Regions from separate parts of the Mus musculus genome. Here region 1 is linked to region 2. The links are chromatin loops, found by intact Hi-C in ENCODE. Cell type or tissue: gastrocnemius. All regions are shown on one strand. Region 1 overlaps Fryl (FRY like transcription coactivator). Region 2 overlaps Fryl (FRY like transcription coactivator).

Region 1 (8,000 bases), 89 kb before region 2:
CTCTTTCTACTCCTTCAGTGTTCGGGCTCTCTTACTTTTTCCGGTTTTTACACGTATGTATGGTGTACATGTACGTGTATATTCACGTCTGTGAGTGTAGGTGCACGTGAGGCTGATGAGGGGATCATCTTTGAGGGCTCTTCCACCTTATTCAATGAGACAGGGCCTCTCAATCAAACCCAGAGCTTGTCGATGTGGCTAGTCTAAATAGACAGCTCGCTCTGGCGGTCTCTTGTCTCCCCTAGAGGACTGGGCTTGGCTTACTGGCCGACTGCCATCCCTGCCTGTATTTACTTTAGTTCTGGGGATTGGCGCTTTATTCGACACATTGCCCGTTACCCCTGAAGCATCATCCCAGCCACTCAAAAAGGTGTTCTCTTCTTTGTTGTCATCAGGTAGCTCAAAGTCATCACACACACACACACACACACACACACACACACACACACACACACACGCGCGCACACACACGCTTTCATACCTGCCACTGTGTCCCATCTTGCCCCACCTATCATTCTAGGCTGCTTTCATCCGATTGTTGAACTGCAGGTCACTTGTGATTTCCTGACTTTTCTCTTCTTGTCTTGGTTAATGTGTGGGAAGGCAGAATGTGTGGATAGGGTAGGTGGTGTGTTTGGATCTCTCTTCCTTCTTTCCTTCCCCTGTTTCTCTGTCTCTGCTTCCCCAATGCCTGGCTTTTTACGTGGGTGCTCAGAATCTGAACTCGGGCCCTCATGCCCGTCCGGGAAGCACGTTACCAACTGAGCCATCTCCCCAGCCCGTCTTCTCCCTTTAAAACACGTTTTCCACAGATATGGTAGTACCTGTCTGTAGTTCCAGCCCTTAGAAGGCAGCAGGATCGTTACACATTTGAGGCCAGCCCAGGCTACATGGCCAGACCCCATCTCCAAAGATTTAAAAGAAAAAAAAAAAAAAAAAAAAGAAACAACAACAACAACAAAACCCTAACCAAATAAAAAGAAAGCCATCCCCTACAAACAACAATGGCAACAAAATCATATTTTTGAAACAGATAAAAGTTAAAGACAGGTTGTGAGGTAGACCGTGTGAATTGCTGTCTGGATTTTGCTTAGGGCCATTCTGCTCGTTGTTTAGGTTCATTCGTTCAGAACATTTTGTCTGGGCACTTCTTGCTTTCTTTACCTTTGAGTATCTAGACACATCTACAGATAATTTTGGTGACTCTTTTTCTTAGATATATTCATTGTGACATGATTTCATTGTTTTTTTTTTTTTTTTTTTTATGGCTGAATAAAACTCTGCAAATCATTTGAGAGAAGCTCGCAGCTACCACGTGCCTTAGTTGGGGTTTCTCTTGCTGTGAAGAGACATTGAGCACAAGGCAAAGAAAACGCTGATTTGGGGCTGGCTTACAGTACAGAGGCTTAGTCCACTGTCATCATGGCAGGGAGCTTGGAAGCGTGCAGGCAGACATGGCGCTAGAGAAGGAGATGAGAGTTCTACCTGTGGATTGGCAGGCAGCAAGGAAGAGAGAGACACTGGGCCTGACTTGAGCACTTGAAACCTCAAAGCACGCCCCCCTCCACCCCCCCAGTGACGAACTTCCTCCAACAAGGGCACATCTCCTAATAGTGCCACCCTCTATGAGACTATGGGGGGAGGGAAGCATTTTTATTAGTACCGTCACATTGTGATTCTCTGTTCTTACTCATAAATATTTCATCATATATCACTAAACACACACACACACACACACACACACACACACACACACACACACACACACCAGACAAGGACTCCCTCAAGCAATCTGGGGCAATGATTTGATCCTGAGCAGTATCCATGTCCCAGGTTTCCTTCTCTGAGCACCGGATGTTTTCCACAGAACAGCATCACACAGGTGAGGCTGACAGACTGTAGTCACACTCAGTCTGCTGGCATCAGGGGCGCACACGCAGAGTCAAGATGGTATTTTCAAGACTTGTTCTGATAGGAGGAGGTTGCTCAGCCTGAACCTCTCCCTTTCTCAGGACTGAGCTCGAGCTGGGAGTCTGGAGAACAGGCCACGCTCTTGAAAACCAAGTTCAGTTTGGATGCAGTCAGTAGTCAGTTCCCCAGTTAACCCTCACCACCTCCATGTAGCAGTGGCTATCTCGGGTGTGGGTGGTCCATATTTAAACCCACTGATAGCCAGAGACGCCCTCTACAACAACCTTGTACCTCATAATCTTCCCCTTCATCATTTAGGCGGTTCTTCCAAGCTTCTCCCCAGATGACCTTCCACTATGTTCTCACTGGGTTGGCAAAGTCGGGTCACTATCAGCCCGTCACTGTCGTAGGAGAGCAGGAGTACCAGGCTTACTTTAGCTCCCCAGTGCTTTATCCCATGGACCTGAAGGACCTAATCACCATATCTATCATACAGGAAAAATGAAAAAGTAAACTCCTTTCTTTAATCAGAGTAAGAGTGGACGCTCTGTGGCTAGTCAGCCAGCAGCCTTCTTCTGGAATGCTCTGTGCACATCTTCTTCATTCCTTAATTGAGAAAAGACGCTGCACATTTGTCGTGAAGCCAGCCTCCTAATTATTCTGTCTCTTGAATAGAATCCATCCCATTCTTCTTCGGTGGAGTTCACCAAGTTTCTGATTTAATGGGATGAATTGTCTCTCCTGCCTCGCAGCTGCCATCCTGGGACACATTTCTCATTTTGTTCTTGGATCCTGGCCACCGCTTCTTGTGTCTCTCGCTCGAATCAAGCTTTATCCTTTTCCACCCTAGCTTTGCTGAAGGACACCTTCAAGTAAATGGACTTATTCTGCCTTCTTCCTCGATTGACAGCTTAGATAGAAAAGTCTATGCTCAAATAATTTCATTTTGGAAGATTCTGAGTCTCTGTCCTCTGCTACTGTCTGATTTGAAATTAGATTTAAAAAAAAAGGCTTATTTTTATTTTATGTGTATTACGGGTGTTTTGCCTGTGTGTGTGTCTGTGCACAATGGGTGGTATATAGTGCCTGTGGGGGCCAGGAGAGGGTGTAGGATCATCTAGGACTGGAGTTATAGATGGTTGTAAACCACTGTGTAGGTGCTGGGAAGTGGGTGCTCTGGGAGAGCAAGCCAGTGTGTACGTTGAAATTGTACTTTTAACCCTCCCTCCCCCTTTCCACTCGGACTACTTAGGGTGCCCATTATTTTGGTTTCTGTGAACGTTCACAGATGCTCATCTTCGTGGTCGTCTGACTTCCTGTCTTATTTTCTACCTCCTCCTTACTCTGGGTCCCGTAGTCTAGTTGATTTTTCTGGTCTGTGGTTGGCCCGTAGGGTACCCTTGACCTAGGTGACAGCTGCATCCCGAGTCCGTTCCTCTTTGCTCTCGAGGGAGGAAGAGCTCAGTATGTAGGGCTGATGGATTTCTCAAGCTTCTCCTCAGCCTAGAGGCACAGTGTTGACTGTTGCTTGGTCATTTCTGTGTGTTTTGTTTACCTGGCCAGTGATGGTTCTCTGTGTGACCCACATGTCTTGTGTGTCACATGCTGGGAGCGAGGCTTTCTTGGATTCACATACCGACTGGTCTGTGAATAGTGTCTGGTGGGCCCGAGGTACTTGGAGCAGTTGTGGCTGTATTGGGTTCTATAAAGAAGAAAGTAGGAAATGAAAAAAAAAATGCTGTTCAAAACTGTCAAATGCAGAGATCAGACTGGCTCTGTGCTATGTTAATATATATTATATATGGTAAAATATATTAAAATATATTATTATATATTATATAGTATATATTAATATAACTTATATAACACATATAACATGTTTTATTAGTTATATAATAAAATGTATTTTATATATCTATATATAATTATATATAACACATTAGTTATATAATATATATTTATTTTTATTTTTTATTTATTTTTTTGAGAAAGGGTCTTTCTTTGTATCCCTGGCTGTCCTGGAACTTCCTATGTGGACTAGGCTGACCTCAAACTCCGAGATTTGCCCACCTTAAAGGTGTGCTGTGCCACATGCCCAGCTGAAGTCATTATCCTAAGTGATAGTCCATGCGCGTTTCTTCAGGATTCCAAGAGCCCTGTACACTTCACCAGTGGGGAGCCCTGTACACTTAACCAGTGGGTCCTTTGAGTAGCACTGGCCAGGGACAGCTGCCAGGCCTGTGCGTTTTCAGGGACCAGCCTTCATAGTGGGGCTGACTGAATCAAAGAGCTGTGCTAACATTTGATCACAAAGCACCTCCTGGCTGCAGGCCTACCTGCCATGATGCTTCTGTCTCTCTCCTCCGCTTTCCAACAGTTGAGCCTGCCAATGGCACTGGTAGGATTTGTCTCTCCATGCTAGAATGTTCTTAGCCTTGCCTCAGGCGGCACCTTTCCTGAGAGGTTGACCGCAGCTCCTGCTTACCTGTGCTTCTTCCCAATTTTCTTTCTTTTTTTTTCTCTCAGTTTGTTTGTTTGTTTGTTTCTCTCTCTCTCTCTCTCTCTCTCTCTCTTTCTTTCTTTCTTTCTTTCTTTCTGTTTTTTTCAAGACAGAGTTTCTGTCCTGGAACTCACTCTGTAGGCCAGGCTGGCCTCGAACTCAGAAATCCGCCTGCCCCTGCCTCCCAAGTGCTGGGATTAAAGGCGTGCGCCACCACCACCCCACTACTCTCAGTTTCTTACGCTCCAGCTACTTACCTATAATTCCTTGTCTCCTGTCCTCAAAGTGCTAGCTAGCTACAGGAAGTTTAGGGTTCTCCATTTCTTTTTAGAGTAGTTTTTTTTTTTTGATTTATTTATTTATTATATGTAAGTACACTGTAGCTGTCTTCAGGCATTCCAGAAGAGAGAGTCAGATCTCCTTACGGATGGTTGTGAGCCACCATGTGGTTGCTGGGATTTGAACTCCTGACCTTCGGAAGAGCAGTCGGGTGCTCTTACCCACTGAGCCATCTCACCAGCCCGGGTTCTCCATTTCTTGTGCCCTTGCTACATCTCCATTGACGTGGCAGGGTCTGACACCTAGCTGATGTCACATATGTGTACTGTCTGTGTGTGGTTTGAATGAGACAGGCATGTGTTCTCTACAGGTGCTGGATAAGACACGTGTGGGTCAGACCAGGTGAGCTGCCTCTATGGAGTCAGTGTGTGCCTTCTTTGCCTGAGAAATTCTAGTGTTCAGTGAGGCAGGGGATGAAAAAGGCTGAGGCTAAGCATACACACATGCACCCTGCCACTATTAGTTCCTATCAACTTGACATATGTGGGAAGAAGGAATCTTAACTGAGGAATTGCCTCTATCAGATTGGCCTGTGCGTTCATTGGGCACAGCTCTGGGACATTTTCTTGATTTCTGATTGGTGTGGGAAGACCCAGCCCACTATGGGTGGTGTACCATTCCTGAGCTGATGGTTCTGGTCTATATAAGAAAGGAAGGAAGGCTGGCCTGGGGTGGTCCATATGATTAATGTCAGCACTTGGGAGGCAGAGGCAGCCAGCCAGATCTCAGAGTTCGAGGCCAGCCTGGTCTACATAGCCAGTTCCAGGACACCCAGAGCTACAAAGAGAAACCTTGTCTAGAAACACACACACACACACACACACACACACACACACGAAAGAGAGAGAGAGAGAGAGAGAAAGGAAGAAAGAAAGAGAGAGAGAGAGAAAGGAAGAAAGAAAGAGAGAGAGAGAGAGAAAAGAAAAGAAAAGAAAAGGAAAGAAAGAAAGAAAGAAAGAAAGGAAGAAAGGAAGGAAGGTAGACCATGAACCTGGGAGCAAGGAGTCTCTGCTTCAGTTCCTGCCTCCTGGTTCCTGCCCTGCCCTTCCTCAATGACTGCCTACAAACTGGAAGATGCAATAAGCCTTTTCCTCAGTGAGTTGCTTTTGGTCAGTGTTTTGTTGCAGTAATAGAGACCAAACTAGGACAAACGCCTTCCCAGAATGGCTAGCCTCATTTTTCAGATCCTCTGGGCTACAGCATGGTCATACTGTTACAACCAGTTAGAGACCAAGCTGGGAGATGTAACATTTGGGTAGATAGCCATGTGTATAGCAGAGACGCCAACGTCCTATTGCTAACAAAGGGAGGAGAGTGGGTGTCAGTATAATTTGATGTGTAGCGATTTAAATCAGTGAGTACTTAGTGCTCACTCTGTGTTGCGGCTTTAAAAATATTCACATCGCCACCAGAACTTCTTTAGAAGGTCCTTTATTGTGTGTGTGTGTGTGTGAGAGAGAGAGAGAGAGAGAGAGAGAGAGAGAGAGCATGAATGTTGGCACACACCTGCCATGGTATGCAGAGTGCATGAGAACGTTTTCAGGCGTTGCTCTTGCCCCCATCCTGGTGTATATAGAGACAGGGTCTCTGTTGGACTAGCTAGTCCACAGCCTCTGGGAGGAAAACACCTCTCGTGTCTTTGCCGGGTTCCATTTCTCCACAGGAGCTCAGGGACTGTAGATGCTTATGCTGCATCGTCAACTTTGAGATGAGTTTCGAGATTTGAGCTCAGGCCCTCAACCATTTGGAGCAAGCTCTTCTGCCCACCGAGCCGTGGCTCTAGCCTTTAGCATCTCCTGATAGTACACAAGTCACTAACTAATGGTAAGACTAGTTTTAGATTGTTTCATTGTTTCATTCAATACAAGTTTTACAAACTTTGAAACAGTGTTTCCCTCTTGCTTGAATGGCAGCCCTTAGACAGTAATCATGACTTGTTAAAACAGGGTGGAGTTGGCCCAAGCCTTGCATCCCAGCATTCCCGAGACAGAGGCCGGCAGATCTGAGTGCCAGGCTAGCATCCTCTACAGGAGATCCAGGACAGCCAGGGCTACACAAAGAAAGCCTGTTTTGAAAACAAACAAACAAACAAACAAACAAACAAAAATGGGTGGAGACGGATGAAATTTGAGGCCCCTGAGGTGAGGGGCCCCTGCTTCTTTGTGAGAGCCTCAGCATAGAGCATGATTCTTCATCCTGTGTCAGATTGGCTGGTTAATGAGACAATCTTAGGTAACAGCCCCATCGAAATGTCAGGAAGAAGGAAATGAGCTCACAGATTTTGTTTGTTTGTTTAAATCTGAAGAAAATGTGTAGAAATTTGAATAAACTTAAAAAACAAATCCCCAGCCGGGCGTGGTGGCACATGCCTTTAATCCCAGCTCAGGCAGAGGCAGGTGGATCTCTGAGTTCAAGGCCAGCCTTGTCTACAAAGTGAGTTCCAGGACCGCCAGGGCTATACAGAGAAACCCTGTCTCAAGAAAAAAAAACAAAAACAAAAAACAACAACAAAAAAAACCCAAATCCCCTTTAAAATGATCTTCAGCATCGTCAGGCTTTGGTGAGTTTTGAAGTTCGTCACATGATTTACAAACCAAGGATGCCATCACTCACCTTTCTCCCTTGATTTTTTTTTTTTTTGAGGGGGGGTGCGTTTGTGTGAGGAAACTCAGTCCCCTCCCCCACTGTCCACTCCCCTCCCACCTCTGCTACCAACCAACACCCTTCTGTCTATCCCTGATGGATCTCCTCACCAGCTTTCTCCCTGTTGTTGGGTCAGGGGAGGGTTTCACTCTGCTCAGTAGCCGACCTTTCTGTGGTATCTGTACTGTTGTGTGAAGACCCACCCAGGAGCGGTTGGTTTGAAACAAAAACAGTCATCTATTTTGCTCACAGCTATGGGGTTTGCCTCAGCTCAGCCAGGCCTTCCCAATCTCTTAGATTCTCTTTGAGGCTGGCTGCCTGCAAGACAAGCCTGGGGCTTTCATGTGACAAAGGCCTGGGAAGCTTCACACAGCTGGGACTCCCGAGCTGTCCCTTCACACGATCTCTCCACAGGGTGACCTCAGGAGAGCAGGACTCCCACAGAGGTGGAGGCGCTTGGCCTCCAGGGCGGTGCTTCTGGAGACCATCAGTAGCTAAGTGTGCCCTTTTCTGGTACCCCTCAGCTCCTTACCACTTACCCCTTGTTGTTTGTGGGACAGTCACAAAGACTGCAGGGGTGAAGGGGAGGGGCCATGGGTCCACCCTC
Region 2 (8,000 bases):
GGGTCGTCTTAGTGGGGGTTGTCTTCCTCGTCTTCCTCGAGCTTTAGTCTATAGAATCTTTCTGTGGTAGACTTCAGGTGAAAAACATGGATCACACGCCAGAGCTGCCCCAGGGCTTCTATGTTTAGAAACTGTTTTTGGTGGGAATAGTTTAGATGAGGATAAATAAACATTTTCGAAACGGCTGTTGGTAGAACAAGCGCAGGTTTTAGTTTTGCTATCTGTTATGGCTGAATGAGAAGAGAAACACTGAACTAACTAGTAAGGGGAAAATGATTTCATTCACACACGATAGAAGCAGAGTATTGAGGGGTTAGAATTAATAAGCTATGGATGCATGTTCTTAGCGGGGAACATACCAGCTTCTGAATATGGACTTTAATTAATTAATTAATTAATTTCCGTTAATTATTTTATTTATTTACATTCCAAATGTTCCCCTCTCCTAGTCCCCCTTCCCAGAGTTGTTCTCATCATCCCTCCTCCCCTTTGCCTCTGAGAGGTTGCCTCCCCCCAGCGCCCTTCCCAGTGTGCATCAAGTCTCTACAGGATTAGGTTCACCCTCTCCCACTGAGGCCGGACAAGGCAGTCCTCTCTGCTACGTATGTGCCCAGGGCCACAGACCAGGCTGTGTGTGCTCTTTGGTTGGTGACTTAGTCTCTGGGAGCGCCCAGGAATCTGGGTTAGTTGACACTGTTGGTCTTCCTATGGGGTTGCCATCCCCTTCAGCTCTTTCAATGCTTCCCTTAACTCTTCCATAGGGGTCCCTGGCCTCAGTCCAATGGTTGGCTGTAAGGATCTGTATCTAAGTCGGCTACCGGTAGAGCCTCTCAGAGGACAGCCATGCTTCCTGTCTGCAAGCATAACCTAACGTCAGTAATAGTGTCAGGGTTTGGCCACCCATAGGATGGGTCTGAGTTGGGCCAGTCACTGGTTATGGTTAGTCTTTCCTTCATCCTCAGTCTCTCCTTTTTTTTTTTTTTTTTTAAGAAAAAAAAAAAAGGAGGGGTGGTTTCACTATAAAGTTCCTTTCCTGGAGCTCACTGTGTAGACCAACCTGGCCTCAGACTCACAGAGATATGTATCTGTCTGACTGTCTCGGTCTCTGGATGTGGGGATTAAAGCTGTGTAGCATTGCTGGCTCCAAGGACTTTTTATATTATAAAGATGCCAGGTTTTTTTTTTTTTCCCCCAAGTTAATGTGTAAGATATGTATAGCCATGGTGGTGTGACTAACAGTAAATTTGGTATGTAGGACTATGTGTGCCAGGAGATGCTAACACTCTGTCTCAAGCGTGGAAGTTTTTATGGTGGTAAAGCCAGGACTAAATCTCAGTAAACAAACCCAGAAGAGCTGGTTAAAGCTTGGGAGAGACGCTCTGTATTAGTAGCCAAAGAAACTTTCAGGAGGACGACGGACTAAAGTTGAATAAATAAAAGAACAAAGAAGGAGTTACAACAAAGCCCTGGTAGCTGTTTCTCTGTCAAAGTGGTGAGCCTCTCTTTTTAGCCCTTTCACTGTAAAAAAAGTTGAAAAATCCAACCGGAAAGTCTGATGTGGTAAACGCTGTGTTAAGGGTCCTTGTGGAACTTAGAGGAGAACGGGGTGCATCGAGATTCTTGGTTCTGGGGGAAATAAGATTACCAATGGCAAGTTCTGAGAAACTAGGACAGGGTCTCATGCTCCAAAGCCCCTTCTCCCCTGTGAAATGATAGTAAATTGGAACTAGTCAGATGGGTGGCGGTGGCCATGCACGCCTTTAATCTCAGCACTAGGCAGAGGCATGTGGATCTCTGTGAGTTTGAGGCCAGCCTGGTCTATCTAGAGAGCGGTCCATGACAGCCAGGGCTACACAGAGAAACCCTGTCTTGAAGAACTCAGAGAGGGCTCAGTGGGTGAAAGGTCCAAGCCTGATAACCTGAGGTCATTACCTAGAACCTGCAAGGTCAAAGGAGAGAACTGACTCTCGTGGATTGTCCCCTGACCTCCACATGAGTGCAATGACCTGTGACACACACACCCTCCCTCACACACACAATAAGCACACAGTGTAACAATTTTCAAAATATCCTCTTTTCGCTGGCTAGTGTCATGTAAGTTCGGAGTAGTGTCCGGGCTGTGGATGCCTCCACCCTCCCTCCCACTCAAGAGCGGCTTGGCTGGCTCTGTTTTGGTGACGGAGGGAGCAAGCTGTTACCAAGTGCTGTAGACGGTGCGCTGGGTGTGGTGTAGACGTGTGGTTTAGACCCCGCAGGTGAAAACCATGAGCAACAATGATGGATATCACCTATTTAAGAAACTACCAAGCCACCTCCCAAGCCATTGCCGTGTCTTGTATTCCTGCCAGCAGCGAGTGATTTTTTTGTCTCTGTTTGTCCCTCTTCCTTCTTCACCAGTGGTCAGCTTGGGAGCCCCGCCACTCCAGTGGCCGTGCATCCTTGGCAGTTCCCAAGCACTTAACTGGGGTGAGGGTCTTTCACACGCCATCTCTGTGTTCTCTGTACAGTGCCTGTTTTTAAGTTGGGCTGTTTTTCTTATGTTGTCGTTTATGTATTTTGCATACAAATCCGTTATTAGATTTTTTTCCTTCCTTGGGGATAGCCTTTTCATCCTTATCATTGCTTTTTGCATTGTTTAATAATTTTTCTTCCCACTCACCTGTCTTGATTTTGGTGTATGTAGCAAGCCCCAACTGAATTCAAGGTCACCTAGGTCTTCTCCTATGTTCCAGGGGACATACAGTTTTTGAATTTTATGTTTGGGTCTCTGTGTTTCGTTTTCAGTGAGATTTTATGGAAGGTAAAAGTTCTGTTAAACTTCTTTTTCTTTTTTTTCTTTCTTTTTTTTTTTTTTTTGCCCCCTTAAACATGTGGGTGTCTCGTTGTTCCATCCGCATTTGTTGAAAAGTCTTTCTTCTTGTTGCCTTTCCTTTGCTCCCTTGTCAAAGATCAGTTGACTATATTTGTGTGGGTCTATTTCTGGGCTGTCTGTTCTGTCCCATTGATCTGTTTGTCTGTTCCTTTGCCAATAACACAATGCCTTGATTACTGGAGATTTATAATAAGTCCTGAAACCAGGTAGTGTCTGCCCCTGGGCTTCATTCATTCTCCTTCCATATTGTTCTGGCTCTTTCTGAGTTGTTCTTCTTGCTGTATAAACTTTTAGGATTACTTCATTGGTGTCCATGAAATAACCCTCTGGCGTAGGTTTGCTTTGATTATGGAAGTCGTCGTGTCATCATCGTCTTCTTCTTTTCTTCTTTTTTTCTTTTTCCTCTTCCTCCTCCTTCTCTTCCTCCTCATCCTCCTTTTCCTCCTCCTCCTCCTCCTCCTCCTCCTCCTCCCCTTCTTGGTTTTTTAAATAATAGTTCTAAGGCCCTTTCTTTCTTAAGTGTCATCGAAACTTATTGCTAGATGGTATAAACATCAGTGAGTATAATAGTAAGCAACTCTATGGTGCCATTGAATTTCTGTACCACATAAGCCTCTTATGCGTAGTGGTTATATCTGAGTTATATTAGCCTATGCCTACAAAGGAGAGAGAGATTGGGAGAGGGGGAGGCGGAGAGGGAGAGAGAGAGAATGTGTATTTGTATGCATGCACACTTGTGCATGAGTGCATAAATGTGTGTGTAAAGGCCAGAGGTCAATGTTAAGATGGGGCAATGGCTTGGGAGGGTAGCCTTTAGGTAGTTTCTTACAACAGTGACACTCATCATTGTCATTTATGGTTTTCACCTGCAGGGACTAAACCACACATCCACACCACACCCTGCTCACCCTTTACAGCAACAGCTTGCTCACAGTCACCAAAACAAAGCCAGCCAAGCTGCTCTTGAGTGGGAGGGTGGGTGGAGGCATCCACAAGGGGACTCTACTCTGCACTTACATGACAGAGGTCAAATGTCTTCCTTAATTACCTCCCAGCTTATTTTTAAGTAAGATTCTCTTGCTGAACCTAGAAATGACTGGTTTCAGTGAGGCTGGCTGGCAGTGAGCTGCTAGGCATCCACCCGTCTCTAGCCCATCCCTTGCCACAGTCCTGGCGTCACAGGTACATGCTGTCACATGGGTGAAGCATGCTTTTACATGCATGCTGGGGACTGAAGTCTGGTCCTCGTGTTAGAGCAACAAGTGTTTTGCCTATTTAGCCATGCATGCAAAGTACCCTGAAGTCCATTGTTCTAACAACCCCAGAGACACACCGGGCCCAGGGTTATGTCTCTTCCTTTGCCTTTGCCTGAATTTGAATTTATCACGGGACAGGTGTTTTATTAATAGGACAGCTGCTTTATTGCATGTAATATATCAGCACGGTGCTATAGAGAGTGAACTATATAAAAAAAATACCAGTAATTTAACATTTTATGTGGCGCTTAAGTGAAAACAGAAATGCCGAACGAAATGAAAACTATCCAGTTGTTGCTTCATCCTAACGTAGCTATTCATGGTCAGTGGGGTTAATGTGACTGGATTTTTCTGTTTGAAATTCAACGCCTGGACCATGTTTGTAAGACTTACACTCTAACCTTTATTTTATTCCTTCACTCTGCTCTTCTAGAGGATATGAGTTCAATTCCCACCACCCACATTGGGTGGCTCACAAGCACCTGCAACTCCAGCTCCAGAGAATCCTCCACCCTCTTAGGGGCTCCGTGAGCACTGTACTCACAGGCACACACACACTCACACACACTCACACACACTCACACACAGAGACACACACAGACATGATTAAAGCTTAAATACTAGGAAAACACAGCCCTCCTATTTGACTTTATGAAATATTTAACTCAAGTGGTCAAGTGTCACCGAGCATCTTGGTTAGGGTTTCTGTTGGTGTGAGAAAACACCATGACCAAAAAGCCTCGTCAGGGTAGGTAACCGGTTCAAGTTCACTGACACTTCCAGTTAACTGTCCCTCTCTGGGAGAAGTCAGGGTAGGAAGCCAAGCCCAGCAGGGGGCTGGGGGTCAGAGAGGGATGGAGAAGCCAAGAGGGGCTCAGCTTACTGGCTTGCTCCCCATGGCTTGCTCAGCCTGGTCCTCCTAGCCCTTTGACAGATGACAAATGTTGCCCAGTTCTTACGTATTATCAGAAACCTGGTAAAAGTGAGTATTTTTTGTGCTGATCGGGCACTTTATTTATTCTCTCTCCATCCTTGTTGTTTATCTTCTGTTTTCTTTGGGAAGGTATTGGTAGTTTTCTAATTAATTTCATTTGTGTTTTGGGTTGGCTTTGAAAGTGGTCCGTTCTCTGTTTAACATGCTCCAAGTACTCCTCTGAGTTTCAGTTTAGTTTCCTGTATCTATTCTTCTTGTTGTTGTCTCAAATCTGATATTGTGGTTTGTACATTTTTCTCGTGTCATTTGGTATTTCTGAATCATATCATTTCAGTTGCTCGTGCTATTAACAGGTCTATATAAAAAAAATAAGTTCTCTTCTAACTCTCTGTTATTGGGATATTTAATAGCCTGAAATTTCAGCAGGAAGATACTTTTTTCCCTTCCATTTTTGTAGTAATAAGTACAACAGAATAATAAGTAATAAGTAAAAGATAAATTGAAATGCTGTTTGAACTTATTTAATCATAAACAGTTGGTGTTGGTGAAAGTTAGAGGTTTTAAGTTAGAAATGAAGTTTTCCCTGGAACCTTGACTTCCTTGACAAATGTCTTTCACTGTGCAGTCATGCAACCTTAGAGCCGTGGTCCACACCCTTCCTAACACTGTGACCCTTTAATACACTTCCTCGTGCTGTGGTGACCCCAAACAGTAAAGTTAGTTTTTATTGTTACTTCACAACTGTAATTTCAATGTTAGGAACCGTTATGCAAATCTTTTTTGCAGCTAGAGGTTGGCCAAAGGGCTTGGGACCCACAGGTTGAGAACCTCTGTCTTGGCACATTTATTCATGATTGATTTCAGCGAGGGTAGAGGGCAACAAGGGCGAGCCATTTGAGATGAGCTGTGTCTTTTTGGCTCATAAGGGGCCAAAACTAATTTTTAAAAATGTAAGATCTCTGACTTGGTCCACAGTGACGCTGGTTAATAGATTCTCCTCTCAATAATACACAATGTTGGGTCGTGACACATCGGAGACAAGCAGGCCATTGTTTGAGATAATGTGTGCTGTGTTCCAAGGACTGTGAATTTTTGCCTCGGATTATGTTTATGATACAATTTTAATTCTAGAATACAAAATGCGTTTTAACTCGGTGCTCATAAAAGGTACTTGTTAGGTTCGGTATTAGCAGTTTGTAATAATCTTTGGATTATTGTTGCAAATGTGTGTATATTTACATACTGTGTTTTACAGAGTAGGCATTTTAAGGTTTGAGACACCCCCCCACCCCCACCATGTGGCCTAGGCTGACTTAGCAATAACTTTCTCACCCATGCTGATCTTGAACTTGTGACCATAAGTACCTCAGGCTCTGGATTACTAGAACGCAAGCCCGTGCTGCTATTAGAGTAGACTTTTCTTTGACCTAAAAATGCAATGTAGGCTTCAAATTTATGTGCTTTTAAAACAAATTTGCTGTCCTGTTCTGATGCAGACACCCACAGCCATTCAGTGTTTAAGCACCCATTTTCTGCATCCCCTTTTCAGGGCTGGGGTTAACTAGGTGACAGACAGTTCCTTATGCAGAGAAGGCAGGGGCCAAAGAGCAGGTTAGAAAGCAGCATAGGCATTGGATTCCAAGTCTGTGGTACACTAGGCCAGCAGAAGTCACGAATACAGTCTTTGTTAAGCCTCGGGCTGGGAAGACAGGCATGACTGGATGAGTTATAGGTGAGAGTGATGTAGGTTAATGCTCTTTCCACCACGCATGACGGGATTCACACCACTTGACAGACACATATCATCTCTATCAGAGCAGACGGTCACAGCATCTTCTGGGTGACTTAAGAGAAGGCACGGCAAGTTACTGCTGATTCCTGCTCCTCACCTTAGTACCAAAAAAAACTGGATGAGGCTCTGAGCCTTTACTTTCAGCATCTTCTTAGCCCAAGCTCCAGCCATCTCACTGGCTGCGTGGACTGGCATCCCTGGTGCTGTGGTTGGGTTCCTCAGATTCACTCTCCAGAGAAGCCAGAGAGATTTATAAGGACAAGTCAGATTCCATCCCTCCCCACTAAATGTCCTTCATGGAGTCCTAAAGCGCGTATCTCCCTCCACCCTGGCGCCCGCCCTTGGTCTTTTTGTTTTCTCCTCTTCGGTCTTGAGTGTTCCACTCCCTTCTTCATCATTTAGGCCTGCAGCTGTAGCTTCTTTAGTGAAGCCTCACGTGTGCGCCTTTCAAGGTAGCTAGCATCTTCAAGTTCCCAATCCTGCTCCTGTTTCGTGTACTTATCTCTCGGATTTCCTTCATTCCTCCGGACCAGCAGTTCTCAGCCTTCCTAATGCTGCGGCCCTTTAATACAGTTCCTCAGGTCGTAGTGACCCCCCCAACCATAAAATTATTTTCACTGGCTACTTCAAAACTGTGATTTCAGTGCTGTCTTTAATCATGATGTAAATATTTTTTTGGAGATAGAAGCTTGCCAAAGAGGTCACGACCCACAGGTTGAGAACCACACTGCTTTAGAATTTAGTCGTTCAATAAATATTTTGTCATGCCCCTGAAGTGTGCCAGGCACTGTTTCTAGGTACATGGGAATCACCTAGGCCAAAGCAAATCAGATGAGAATGCCTGATGTTTTGGAAACCGCATGAGTGAAAAGTGGCCACTGCCTAGCAGTAAACGCGATGCCGGGCTACACTGCAGATGTGCTAGGTAGTTCTAGGTAGTGCTGGGTAGTGAGTGCTAGGTAGTGCTAGGTAGACATCAGAATGGCAAGCGTGAGAGGGGGCTGTGAAGGAGGACGACCAAGCCTGGGGGATCCAGGAGGGGTCGAGCTGTGATGACTGCTGAGGTGGATGGAGCAGGTCCAGGTCCCACAGAGCCGGTTAGTAACACAGGGCTCTTCTGTCTCTCTCACTTCCAGCTTCAGCACC

The links. Hi-C counts contacts between places; a loop is a spot of excess contacts. Peaks named below come from ENCODE experiments on the same cell type or tissue, not always from the same donor. Only the 100,000 strongest peaks of a DNase experiment are listed, where the experiment ranks them.
Region 1: it touches region 2 in a loop (1.8-fold over the local background); 3 of 42 quality-filtered maps call a loop at or near these places.

What each region holds. Positions count from the first base shown.
Region 1 is chr5:73,236,825-73,244,824 of GRCm38, reverse strand. The region is part of intron 1 of Fryl (FRY like transcription coactivator); the gene reads left to right. Among named protein-coding and RNA genes, the nearest start is that of Fryl, 16 kb to the left of the region's middle. In gastrocnemius, no CTCF peak of the experiment used is centred here; DNase peaks (open chromatin) are centred at 256 and 4,228; H3K4me3 peaks cover 481 bases; H3K27ac peaks cover 1,638 bases.
Region 2 is chr5:73,148,213-73,156,212 of GRCm38, reverse strand. It overlaps Fryl (FRY like transcription coactivator), which reads left to right. Exons shown (of 63, transcript NM_028194.2): 4 at 7,991-8,000. Among named protein-coding and RNA genes, the nearest start is that of 1700071G01Rik, 4.8 kb to the left of the region's middle. In gastrocnemius, no CTCF peak of the experiment used is centred here; a DNase peak (open chromatin) is centred at 4,957; H3K27ac peaks cover 249 bases.